Linked DNA regions of Homo sapiens: region 2 is linked to region 1. Evidence: chromatin contacts called from ENCODE Hi-C data. All regions are on one chromosome and are shown on one strand. The core of a region is the stretch at or near the end of the contact, and the rest is flanking DNA. Distances in the headings are between cores, read along the strand shown. Region 1 holds the start of UFL1-AS1 (UFL1 antisense RNA 1). Region 2 holds the start of CCNC (cyclin C).

The links. Hi-C counts contacts between places; a loop is a spot of excess contacts on that map. Pooled maps may share reads with other maps.
Region 2: a loop to region 1 is called in a pooled map, with 18 times the contacts of the local background. The contact joins the promoter of CCNC here to the promoter of UFL1-AS1 in region 1. A Hi-C loop is called at or near these places in 8 of 50 pooled maps.

The regions. Positions count from the first base shown.
Region 1 is chr6:96,519,189-96,525,235 of GRCh38, reverse strand. UFL1-AS1 (UFL1 antisense RNA 1) reads left to right here and starts at 3,522. Exons shown (of 4, transcript XR_007059687.1): 1 at 3,522-6,047. It overlaps UFL1 (UFM1 specific ligase 1), which reads right to left and starts at 3,430. Exons shown (of 19, transcript NM_015323.5): 1 at 3,286-3,430; 2 at 1,945-2,090; 3 at 826-854. The coding sequence starts at 3,362. RefSeq lists enhancers at 2,098-2,969, 3,636-3,825, 2,970-3,841, 3,842-4,713, 4,714-5,587.
Region 2 is chr6:99,565,217-99,571,263 of GRCh38, reverse strand. CCNC (cyclin C) reads left to right here and starts at 2,604. Exons shown (of 12, transcript NM_005190.4): 1 at 2,604-2,768. The coding sequence starts at 2,737. It also overlaps the pseudogene TSTD3. RefSeq lists enhancers at 2,247-2,296, 2,417-2,706, 2,827-2,906.

The DNA.
Region 1 (6,047 bases), core at 2,273-4,772:
ATATACTTAGAACTATATTTTTAAAGAAATTGCCGGCCAGGCATGGTGGCTCATGCCTGGATTCCAGCACTTTGGGAGGATGAGGCGGGAGGATCCCTTCAGTTCAAGAGTTTGAGACCAGCCTGGGCAACATAGGGAGACTCCCATCTCAAAAAAAAAAAAAGAAAGAAAGAAATTGCTTATTCTTAAATTTTGAATCAATCTGAAATAATACGAAAAGCATTGGCCAAATAAAAAATTAGAGGTGTATTGCTTAGTTATTTTCAGTTCTGAAGAATTAAACTGTCACTTGCTAGTAAGTTTATATAAAGCAGTAAATTACATATTCATATAACAGATAGCATTTTACAGAAAATTCGCTGGCTTCTTGTTTATAGTGTACCTTGGTAATGACATATATATTTGTATATTTTGAAAATAGCTTCTACTTTTAAAAATGTTTCTCTATTACTTTCATATACTAAAAACATATAAACATGAAACTGGTGACTTTTCTCCCAAAATGACATAAACTCTATACTTACATAAAATAACTATGAGTTCATTTGGTAAAAAGTTAAGAATAAGAAAGCCAACTAGGGAAGAGTTGGCCAACTCTTTAATAAGGCCAACTTATTAAATCATTTCAATAAATCCGAATTTATTAAATCATTTTAATGTATCAGAACTTGTTAAATCAATTCAGTGTATCAGCGAGGCTTATATAACTATTTCTTTATAAACACTACACAAAATATGATACCAGCATTAGTGAATACTTGAACAAATTCACAGTATCAAAAAATTGAGAAAGTAAAGCAAAAATTTTATAAATTTAAAACCTACCTGTTGTAGATCAACAATGTTTACTCGACCTTTGAAGAAAAGACATTCATTTATTTTAAATGATCTATGCGTACATACCAACCCAAAGCTATAAATTCTAACATTTAAGTTTTGGTCAAAGTCCTGCATAGAACAGAGAGCCAGAATAATCAATGTCTTCAAATACACACCATTAGCTGATGGCTAAGTCTTCATGGCTGAAGCCATAAGCAATAACTTACTTTCAATTTTTTTTTTTTTTTTAAATAACATCAGGCCAATTATGAGCACCAACTGGCACACAAATTGGCTCTATCTATGAAGGGTATTCATTTCCCTTCACAATTCAGAATTTATCTACTGTGATCAAAGAGATATTGACAACTAAATTAAGATGAACTTTTTTTCAATTATTTGATACTAAAAGGTAGGCTTCTACATATCAGCATAAGAAAATCTGTTAAGTAATTCAAATTATAGCTCATATTTTAAAGGTACTATGAAGGAAAATAGATAAATAAAAAAAGACAAAGACCAATGTTACACTCTGATAATATGAAGAGAGGCTTTCATAATTGCTTCTATTTTAATCAAATAGTATTCAAATATGCTTGGTAGTCTGTTCAAATTTTAAGAAGACAAAGGAAACCAACTTTGTGCGTGTTTTTAACAGCATTTCATACAATATGATTGGTGTAGCACCACACTGGATTGAGTTACCTAATTTGTAAGTACAAGTAAGCCTTAAAAAGAAATACAGCCTTGATTTTCAAAAATCTATAATCCTGTAAGATACTGTCCCCCTTCACAATTACCACCTAATAAAAGGCAGCTGAATACCCTTCCCTGAGTCATGCAATAAATTAATGAATTGTAAAAAGAAACAATTAATTCATGTATAGTACACATAACTCAAAATGATAAAATATTTTAAGTGACAACATTTGAGTTCATTTAAATTATATGACCATGTTTGCATGAACCCAGTAAAAATATTAAGCCTGATTATCAAATTAACAATTGAAAACGATATCTTACAATCTATAATTTAGTATGCAATTACATGTTTACGGGTTTTGTTTGTTTGTTTTGCCCCTTCCAAAAATCCAAGAAAAAAAAAAACACTAAAGAATTACCTACCACCTCGGACATGTAGCTCATCTCTCATTTCTTTACTAATTTGGGCTGGAGTAATATATTCCTTTCCATCGAGTGTATGAACTACTTCTAGCTGTTTCTGAGCAATCAATTTATTAACAATCTCAATGCAGTTCCGCTCGGACAACCTGAGGGAAAGAAAAAAAGTTGTTTCAAAAGTCCACTTGAGACATTGGCGCTCAATAAAATTAATACAATGTATGAAAACAGGCTTTTAAAAAGTTTGTTTAGTCACTAACTTCTACATCACAATATCTGTATTTTTCACTAACTGATTCAATAAGTTAAAAAAAAACCTTTCAGAGTAAGTAGGTTTACATATGCTTAAATCATTTATTTAATTGGTACACATCATCCCATCACAAATTTCAAGTCTGTTGTCTCTTACAGGCCTGCTTCCAATCTTCAAATCTGAAGGGAAAATTGAAGACATTTATTTAGGTAGGAAAAAAGAAAAAACAAAACAAAACAAAACAAAAAATGCCCTAATTTCCAGTTTAATCAGAATTTTCTTTTAAATTAAGTGCATAATTGCCTCACTTACACACATGGTCTGCAAGCAGGCAGGGGATGTGGCCTAGTGAAACCATAACTTTTACCCACGTTAGTTACCCATGCAGTTACGAGTTTGCTATCAGTGGTAGAAAATACAGCATAAGGGGATTGCTGTCTTCCGGCTCAAAAGGAATAAAACATCGCAGGTAGGAAGTAGTCAAAGAATAGAAAGGCTTCTATTAGCGTTATTTTTAAAAAGCAGAGTTAGGCTCCTCTGGACACATCCTCCAAAGGTTAGTGGGCTTGTAGAAAATGTCAGTGCCCTGAATAACAGATGGGGTCAGGGGTCTAGCCCTAGGTCTGTTACGAGAGATAAAAGGGCAAGAAGTTTTAAGGATCAACATACTATTTGCCAAGTACTGTACTGGGGGCGGGGGTTAGCCTCTCCTTTCGAGCTCATTCTAGATCAGGAAGTGTATAATAGCCAAGATGTCACAGTGATTTGGTGGTTGGTGGGTGAGGGAGGGTCAAAGAAATGCTCAATAAAGGCAGCTCGAAATCACCGGCCCCGTCCATGGTGGGGCGGGGCGCGCCAGCATTTCGCTGCAGCTGGGCTGGGGGGCTCCAGGGCGTCCTAGGCTGAGGACTTTCCCGCCGAGCCTTGGACTTGGAACTGCGATCCAGGCTCGGGACAGAGGGAGGAGGAGAGAATGGTGACAAGCAGCGAGAAGACCCGGGATGCAGGGCCGCGGGTCTAAAGTCCCAGATACAGGCGTGTCCGCCCACGGCCTAATTTGGGCTCCACAAAGGAGAGGGAGGGTCGGGCACCTCTGCGTGGCCTCGGCGAACTGCGCCCGCTGGAAGTCGGCCGCCAACCGCCTAATCTCTTCCCAGGCGTCCGCCATCACGGCCTGACTCGCAGTAGACGCGGAGGAACTGCAGACACGTCAGCCGACAGGCGGTGGGAGAAGAGAGGCGGAACGGGCCGCGCAGAGGGACAAGAGGCTCCGCCCCCGACGCAGACACACCAAACGCTTGCGCCCGAGGCGCGGGGGGCGGGCGGAAGTGCCGTGGTTGTACCGCGGCGCTGGGGGTTCCTCCCGGCGAGACTGGCGGGGCTGCGGCGGCTAGGAGAGTGGTGCGTAGGTGTTTCTGGGGGGGTCGTGGGCAGGATGCAGGGCTCAGTAAAGTTTAGTGTCAGAACTTTGTTTGCGCTACCCCTAATATTTCCGTAGAGTAATAGTTGTATTAACTACTTTTCTTTTTTCTTCTGTCCTCCATTTGTTTTGGGGGAGGGTGCGGAGGAATAAGCCTGTGTCTAAGATTGGCGCCTCTCTTCTCTAGCTGTTAACTCTGAGCATTCCCTTTTGTATAGGGTATCGTGTTAATTTTTACATGCACCCAGAGCAGTCTGCCTTTTGGAAGATACATGGGAGACCCTACCGAAAGTAATTACTTTTTTTTTACAGAGTGAATAAATTTGCGTGTCATAAAGGCTGTATAATTGCTTTCGTGTCTAGAGTTCTAGAGTCTTTCGTATTTCTCTTATTGCAATGATTAACTTCATCAAATAATGAGGAATATAAACATAAGGTGCATGGCTATCAAGGAAACAGGGAAAGCAAAGAGAACATGTATCCTGCTTCCCTGTTGAGTAGATATTTACTCAGGTGTACCTTTCTTTTTTATATCTTTTTTATATCTTATGAATTGAAAATAAATCATGGGACCCCCAAATCACTAAGCTAAAGGGAAAAGTCATACTGGGAACTGCTTAGGGAATCCTGCCTCCCATTCTATTCAAAGTCACCCCTCTGCTCACTGAGATAAATGCATGTCTGATTGCCTCATTTGGAGAGGCTCATAAGAGAATGCAACTGTCTGTTATCTACCTATGACTTGGAACTTCCTCCCCACTTGGAGTTGCCCCGCTTTTCCAGATCAGACCAATGTTTATCTTACATATATTGATTGCTGCCCCATGTCTCCCTAAAATGTGTAAAACCAAGCTGTGCCCCAGCCACCTTGGGCGCATGTTGTCAGGATCTGTGCCATGTCATGGATGCAAGTTCTTAACTTTGGCTAAATAAACTTTCTGAGTTGATTGTGACCTGTCTCAGATATTTGGAGTTCATGTATCTCACTCTTTACTATTTAAAAAATATTATTCCAGTTAGAAAGAATGAATAATATCAAGTATTTGATAGCACAGCAGGGTGACTAGTTGTCAGAGGCGTTTGAACTAGAGCAACTCCATCTTGAATAGGGGCTGGGTAAAATAAGGCTGAAACCTACTGGGCTGCATTCCCAGGAGGTTAGTCACAGAGTGAGATAGAAGGTCCACAGGCAGGAAAAACAAGTCATAAAGACCTTGCCGATAAAACAGGTTGCAGTAGTGAAGCCAACCAAAACCCACCAGAAACCAAGATGATGAATACAGTGACCTCTGGTCGTCTTCACTGCTCATTATATGCTAATTATAATTCATTATCATGTTAAAAGACACCCCCACCAGTGCCATGACAGTGTACAGATGCCATGGCAACGTCTGGAAGTTACCTTATATGGGTCTAAAATGGGGAGGAACTCTCAGCCCTGGGAATTGCCTACACCTTTCCTTGGAAAACTTGTGAATAATCCACCCCTTGTTTAGCTGTAATCAAGAAATAACTATAGGTATCCTTAGGCCAGCAGCTCAAGCCGTTGCTCTGCCTATGGAATAGCCATTTTTTTTTTCCTTTGCTTTCTTTATAAACTTGCTTCACTTTATGGATTTGCTTTCAATTCTTTCTTGTATGAAATCCAAAAACCTTCTCTTGGGGTCTGGATTGGGACACCTTTCCGGAAGTACAGTCAATAATAATTCAATTGTACATTTTAAAAAACAAAGTACAAGTGGATTGTTTGTAACACAAAGGAAATGCTTGAGGTAATGGATACCACATTTACCCTGATGTGATAATTACATGCTGTATGCCTGCATCAAAATATTTCATGTACTCCATAAATATATACACCTACTATGTACCTACAAAAATTAAAAACTAAAAAATAAAAATATTCCTTTTAATCATATATTGATAGAGTTGGTAAAGGGGAGCTATTTCAATTTCTTTTCCATCTAAGTACATTACTGTGGGCAACTCAAATCCAATGCCATAAACGTAATTGTCTATTAAATTCCCCAGCTTTATTTAAAAGACAGGAACTCAGTCATAAAACCTTCCACTAAGTACTGCTAGAAAATGACAATGGCTACCTGATTATGGACCAAGAGGGAAAACACCAGAAGTCAAAGAGGTAGTTTGGAAGGTGGTAGGTAGTGTGGTTCCAGAGAGCATCAAGCTTCAAAACAAGCAGAAACATTCATTCCTAAAACACATATTTATTAATTCTCTATCAGATGCCATGGAGCACAGTGGTGGATAAGGAAGACATGGTCTGGCCGTAACAATTTTGAAATCTAATGAAGCAGATTAAAAAGATAAGTACTTACAATAAAAGTGTGGAAATTCTAACAATAGGGGAAGTATAGGGCAGTATGTGATCACTTGGCAGCCAAACTTCTTGCTTCCTATGTAAGACTCTCA
Region 2 (6,047 bases), core at 1,355-3,854, 3.0 Mb before region 1:
AGAAAGTGATTGGGTTGTTTCTGTTTCAAGGCTCTTAACCCTGGGTAAGAGTTAGTATGAGTCCTCTGTGCTCTCTCTAGAAAGATTTTAAACCTAGAAGTAAAGACCATCAAGATGGAGTAATTGAAGGATATATAAATATTACATTCTTGAAAATCTGGAAGACAACCACCAAGGAGAGCAAGCCGACTTTATGGGACTTTATGGGAGTGACGTATGACATGTAAAATACTTTGATGTTAAGCTATGCTGATTAGGGGTGGGGGTGGGGAGGTGTTACCACAATTTCACCTAGTGTAGCTTATCCAGACTAATTCATTCTTTTTTCTTTTTCTTTTTGGATTTGGAGTCTCACTCTGTTGTCCAGGCTGGAGTGCAGTGGCACAATCTCTGCCCACCGCAACCTCTGCCTCCTGGGTTCAAGCGATTCTTGTGCTGCAGCCTCCCGAGTAGCTGGGACTACGGGTGCACGCCACCACACTCCGCTAATTTTTGTATTTTTAGTAGAGACAGGGTTTCACCATGTTGGCTAGGCTGGTCTCAAACTCCTGACCTCAAGTGATCCGCCCATTTCGGCATCCCAAAGTGCTGGGATTACAGGCGTGAGCCACCACACCTGATGCAGACTAATTCTCACATACAAACAAATGCATTTCACATCTTGACTGTGTGTGTATATGTGTGTTTGTGTATGTATATACACACATATATAACTGAACCAAATTTAAATATAATATCCTTGCTATTTCTGATTTACCTAGTATTTTCTGTTCTATTTAGGAAAATGATTATACTTAATTTTACCACACCCTAATTGGTCTCCACCTACAATGTGAAAAATACTGTCTTAAGTTGCCTCAGATGCTGACTGTCTATAAACAAGTTTCTGGAGTGTCCAATTATTTAGAAAAATAATTATAAGTTTTACAATAAATGCATTGCTACAATGAAAATGAAATGGAAAATACAAAATATTTCGTCTTGTAAAATTAAATTATGGCTTTTTTTGCAGTATGTTTCTATTAGGTGCATACATGTACATACATGTGCATACATATATGCATGAATATTTTTAGATGTTCTGCAAAACTGTTGATTCCGCTGCTCTGTAAGTTTGCACTTTATCACTCCAAAATAACTCCATTAAGATCGCGGCCGAGATCTCGCCACTGCACTCCAGCCTGGGCGACAGAGCGAGACTCCGTCTCAAAAAAAAAAAAAAAAAAGATCGCGGCCGGGCGCGGTTGCTCACGCCTGTAATCCCAGCACTTTGGGAGGCCGAGGTGGGCGGATCACGAGGTCAGGAAATGGAGACCATCCTGGCCAACATGGTGAAACCCTGTCTCTACTAAAAATACAAAAATTAGCTGGGCGTGGTGGTGTGAGCCTGTAGTCCCAGCTACTTGGGAGGCTGAGGCAGGAGAATCGCTTGAACCTGGGAGGCAGAGGTTGCAATGAGCCTAGATAGCGCCACTGCACTCCAACCTGGGCGACAGAGCAAGACTCCGTCTCAAAAAAAAAAAAAAAAAAAAACCGCCTGATCCAGGCCGGGCCTGGTAGCCCACGCCTGTTAATCCCAGCATTTTGGGAGGCTGAGGCTGACGGATCACCTGAGGTTAGGAGTTCCAGACCAGCCTAGCGAAATCCCCTCTCCACTAAAAATACAAAGATTAGATGGACGTGGTGGCACGCGCCTGTAATCCCTGTAATCCCAGCTACCTGGGAGGCTGAGGCAGCAGAATCATTTGAACTGGAAAGGCAGAGGTTGCTGTGAGCCGAGATTGTGCCACTGCATTCCATCCTGGGTGACAGACCCAGACTCCGTCTCAAAAGTAAAAAACAGGCAGGGTGCGGTGGCTTACGCCTGTAATCCCAGCACTTTGGGAGGTTGAGGAGGGCGGATCACGAGGTCAGGAGTTTGAGACTATCCTGGCCAACATGGTGAAACCCTATCTCTACTAAAAATACAAAAATTAGCTGGGCATGGTGGTGCGCGCCTGCAGTCCCAGCTACTCGGGAGGCTGAGGCAGGAGAATCGCTTGAACTCCTGGAGGCGGAGCTTGCAGTGAGCCGGGATCGTGCCACTGCACTCCAGCCTGGAGACAGAGCAAGACTCCGTCTCAAAATAAATAAATAAATAAAGTAAAAAAAAAAAAGGAACACTTGATCCCTGAGAACAAAGTCATCTTCATTTATTTCTCTTTCCAATCACAGGAAAAATAAGTCACAAAACCTTGTACTTTATTACAATGCCACATTGTTCTGTTTTTGAAGTCCTGGAAGAGGTAATAACAGAACCCCGTATCTGAGCCACTTCGCCTAGGTTAGACCCACTCAGCAACTCCCGTGCTGAAGACAGGAGACCGAGCGGCTTGGGCCCCCGGCCAGAATTCTCAAGACGCTCTCGCGAGAGCCTTCCAACCGCCGCGAGCTCTCGTGAACACTAGTTCTCTTCAATCTCAGCACCTCCAAGGGTCAGCACCTCCCCTCCGGCTCCCTCCGCTACCGCGGGCCGGAACTTTTGTCGATAGGAACGGGTTTGCACAGTTGAGTGTTGTCGGCCGGCGTGAAGGAGACTAGGGGGCCATCCTCTTCCTTTCGCCGTCGCCGCCGCGGAGCGGAGTCGAGCCGAGCTGATTTGATCGAGGAGCGCGGTTACCGGACGGGCTGGGTCTATGGTCGCTCCGCGGGCCGCTCCGCCGGCTGGTGCTTTTTTATCAGGGCAAGCTGTGTTCCATGGCAGGGAACTTTTGGCAGAGCTCCCACTAGTAAGCGATCTTCCGTCTTCTCACCTGGGGCCGGTTTTTGGGGGAGCTGTGAGGACGGGGCCTGTGACTCCCCTGGGCCTGGATCCCAGCTCAGTTCCGAGTGCCGGGGTCCTCACGGGAGACCGCAGCGGTCAGAATCAAGATGCGCTTTTCTGAGGCGACTCCCCTCCCCGCCCCCAGCCCCAGTTTCGGGGAGGGAAGGATCTGTGAGGGGGAGGGGTGGGAGAGAGTTTCGTCTCCCGGGAAGGAACGTTTCGGAGTTTAATTTCGGATTCTTGGTTTAGCTAGGCCGCGGGGGGTCGGATAGAGTGGGCACAGGTACGGGAAGTGTGACTCAGCTCAAGACTGTGAGGCTACCTGTTCAGGACAGTTGTGGCGTGCTTTTACCTGGGGTTTCTTCGGGTGATCGGCGTCGTGGTCTTTTGTCATTCACTGTATATCTTGAGTGGATTTAATATTATGAGGAGAGGAGAGAGTCTGGCTTGTTTCTGCCTACTAACCGCTTCTTGCGCGTACTTTATGTCTAGATGGAGTTTTATATTGATAAGGTATAGGGCAGGTGCCCTCTAAATTTATCCATTTCATTAGCCTGTGCTTTATATTTTGTTTTAAAGGCCTATTTTTCCAGTGACTTTGTTTACCTGTTTCTTTAACCTTTTTCATGAATAAGTTCTTGTTTCTGTCAGTGACCATGTGAGAGCTAGAATAATATTAAAAACATTTATCCCTAAATACATTTGTTTAAGCAGGCAGGAAGGTGCGTTATGGGGTAAATTGAACATTTGAGTAGGCTTTCCACTGTATAGTTGAAAGATGAACAGAATTTGACAAGGTATCTTGGTATAATTTTTTATGCTAAGAAAGCATTAGTAAGTAATTTAAATTTCGATTCTGTGAATAGGATCTGTTCCTGATGTTCATTTTTTAGCCCTTTGCAAAGAGAAAAAAAGAAACAATGAACTCAGTAACCTATTTAAGGAAAAGCAGGTTTTCCTCTTGCTATAAAGTGATTCTGTGGAGATGACATGTTAAAGAAGCTTTACCACTGATCATATGTGTGTGTGTGTATATATATGTGTGTGTGTGTATGTATATATATATGTGTGTGTATATATGTTGCATTGTTTTCACACACTGAAATATTGCTTGGGCAAAATTAAAGTATCGAAAGTTTAGGTATTGGAGTTAGAGCTCCTGAAAAAAAAAGTTTAGGTAGTGGAGAAGAGATATTCTGATAAACTCTGAAAGAAGCTGAGAGAATTGACAAGTAGCTGACTGTTGATTTTTCAGTTTTTCAACTTAAAAAAAAAAGATCCTGCCTTATTTTCAATAGTGTTCTCATTATGCTTTCATTTATTCATAGCATTCTAAAAATATGTTTTCACTTTTCAAATATAAAATTATTATAAAGTTAAGTGTACTTCTTTGAAACTATTCTTTTCTCCCAATTCAAATAGTCCTAAAAGAAGGGACCACTTTGCCTTGCTCAAATCCCTTGAGCAGTCATGGAGTTTCTTATCTGGAAAAGGTAACGAGTGTGGAAGACAAGACAATTCTGGAAAAACAAACGAAAAGATTATGAAAGGCCATTGTCTTAGGTGAATTTGGTGAAAGAGGGCAATTGATATTAAATATGCTATATTTCATGCTTCTAAGATGCACGTTTTCACACTTTAACATCTTTGAAATCAGCATGGCAGTTGCTTTCATAGCATATGAAATAATGATGAATCCTAGATGTAATCTTAAATTTGATGAAATGCAGTATTTATAAAGTTTTTTAGTTTATTCTCCATACAGAGTTCTGTGAGGAAAACTCATAAAATGTTTGTGAAATTTATCTTTTTAAAAACATAAAATGACTCTGTGGGGATGAAATTAATTAGCAAACCACAGTGTAGTTGAGGTAGAACAAAACACAGTCTGTGACCAAAATGAACTAGAAGGGCACTAAGTATTTGCTGGTTAATTGAATGCATTAATGAACAAGTAACAAAAATAAAAACTACAAAACTAACTGTGGATACTTTATTGGTATCCACAGGAAACTGAAAATACAGTTACTTACTATCTAGAAAATAACATCATAATAGTACCATATATGGAATGTAACCAAAGCTTGAATGTATTAGAAAATCAATATCCTGAATAATTGAGAGATAATAGAAATATTCTATTTAATAATATTAAGAAGGAAACATGAAATAAACCTAAAGAAACAGAAAGACTTAAAATAGATAACGATGCTAATATATTAAAAGGAAAAAAATTATAAAAGCTAATTCTTAGAGTAAATAAAAACAGTAGACCAAACTACTGCTAGTTAAATCAGGGGAAAAAGGAATGATACAAAAATACAAAATTAGGAATGAGAAAAGTAAACCCAGGGGTACTTTTGGGTTATCTCCAGGGTTTTAAATTTGAAAGCCAAAGCAAGTTAAGAGTATTACCCAAGAGCTATGTGTTATTTCATGGGTAAATACTTTCCATCTTTCAAGAGAATCTCCTTTTGAAATTGTTCCATTTCATACAGAAAGAAGAAAAGCTTTCTAATTCTCTTTATGAAGCCATGATAACACAGAAAAATCTAGCAAAGGGAACACTAAAAACAGTCTCACTTTTGAATATTAATGCAAACATTGTAAATGAATTATTACCAAATGCAGTCTAACATTACATTGAAAGTATAAAACATGACATTGGATTTTATTATAGAAATATAGTCAATATTAAGAAATCAAGCAGTAAAGGTATTAAAAAACTAATACAATTCAACATTTATCCTTGACTAAAGCTCTTACTAAAACAGAAATAGGATGCTTCCTTAACATGAAAAACATAAAGCATCAGCAGTGGTGAAACATTGAGATAATTAGGGTGCCTATTTAAGATTTTACCAATATGCTAGTCAATACAGTTGATACAAAGGAGATATAGAAAGAATGACAAAACAGGGACAAAATTATCAATACGTGGAAATAAAATTAATGAGAAAACTCAGTTAATTGAGAAGTTATTAGAAATAATAAAGGTTTAGGAAGGTGACCAGTTATAAAATGCAAAAATAAAAGCTTTTTAAAAATGGATAGAGAAGTATAATTTACATTAGCAACAGAAAATATACAGAGGGAAAAATATAAAGAAATATACAGAACCTGTAGGAAGAAAACTTTAAAAGTCCATAGTGGCACATACAGATTTTAATAGAGTTTGAATTCTTGGTAAGATGTCATTTCTCCCCATATTGATCTTTAAATGTAATGTAATCACAAAATTTGA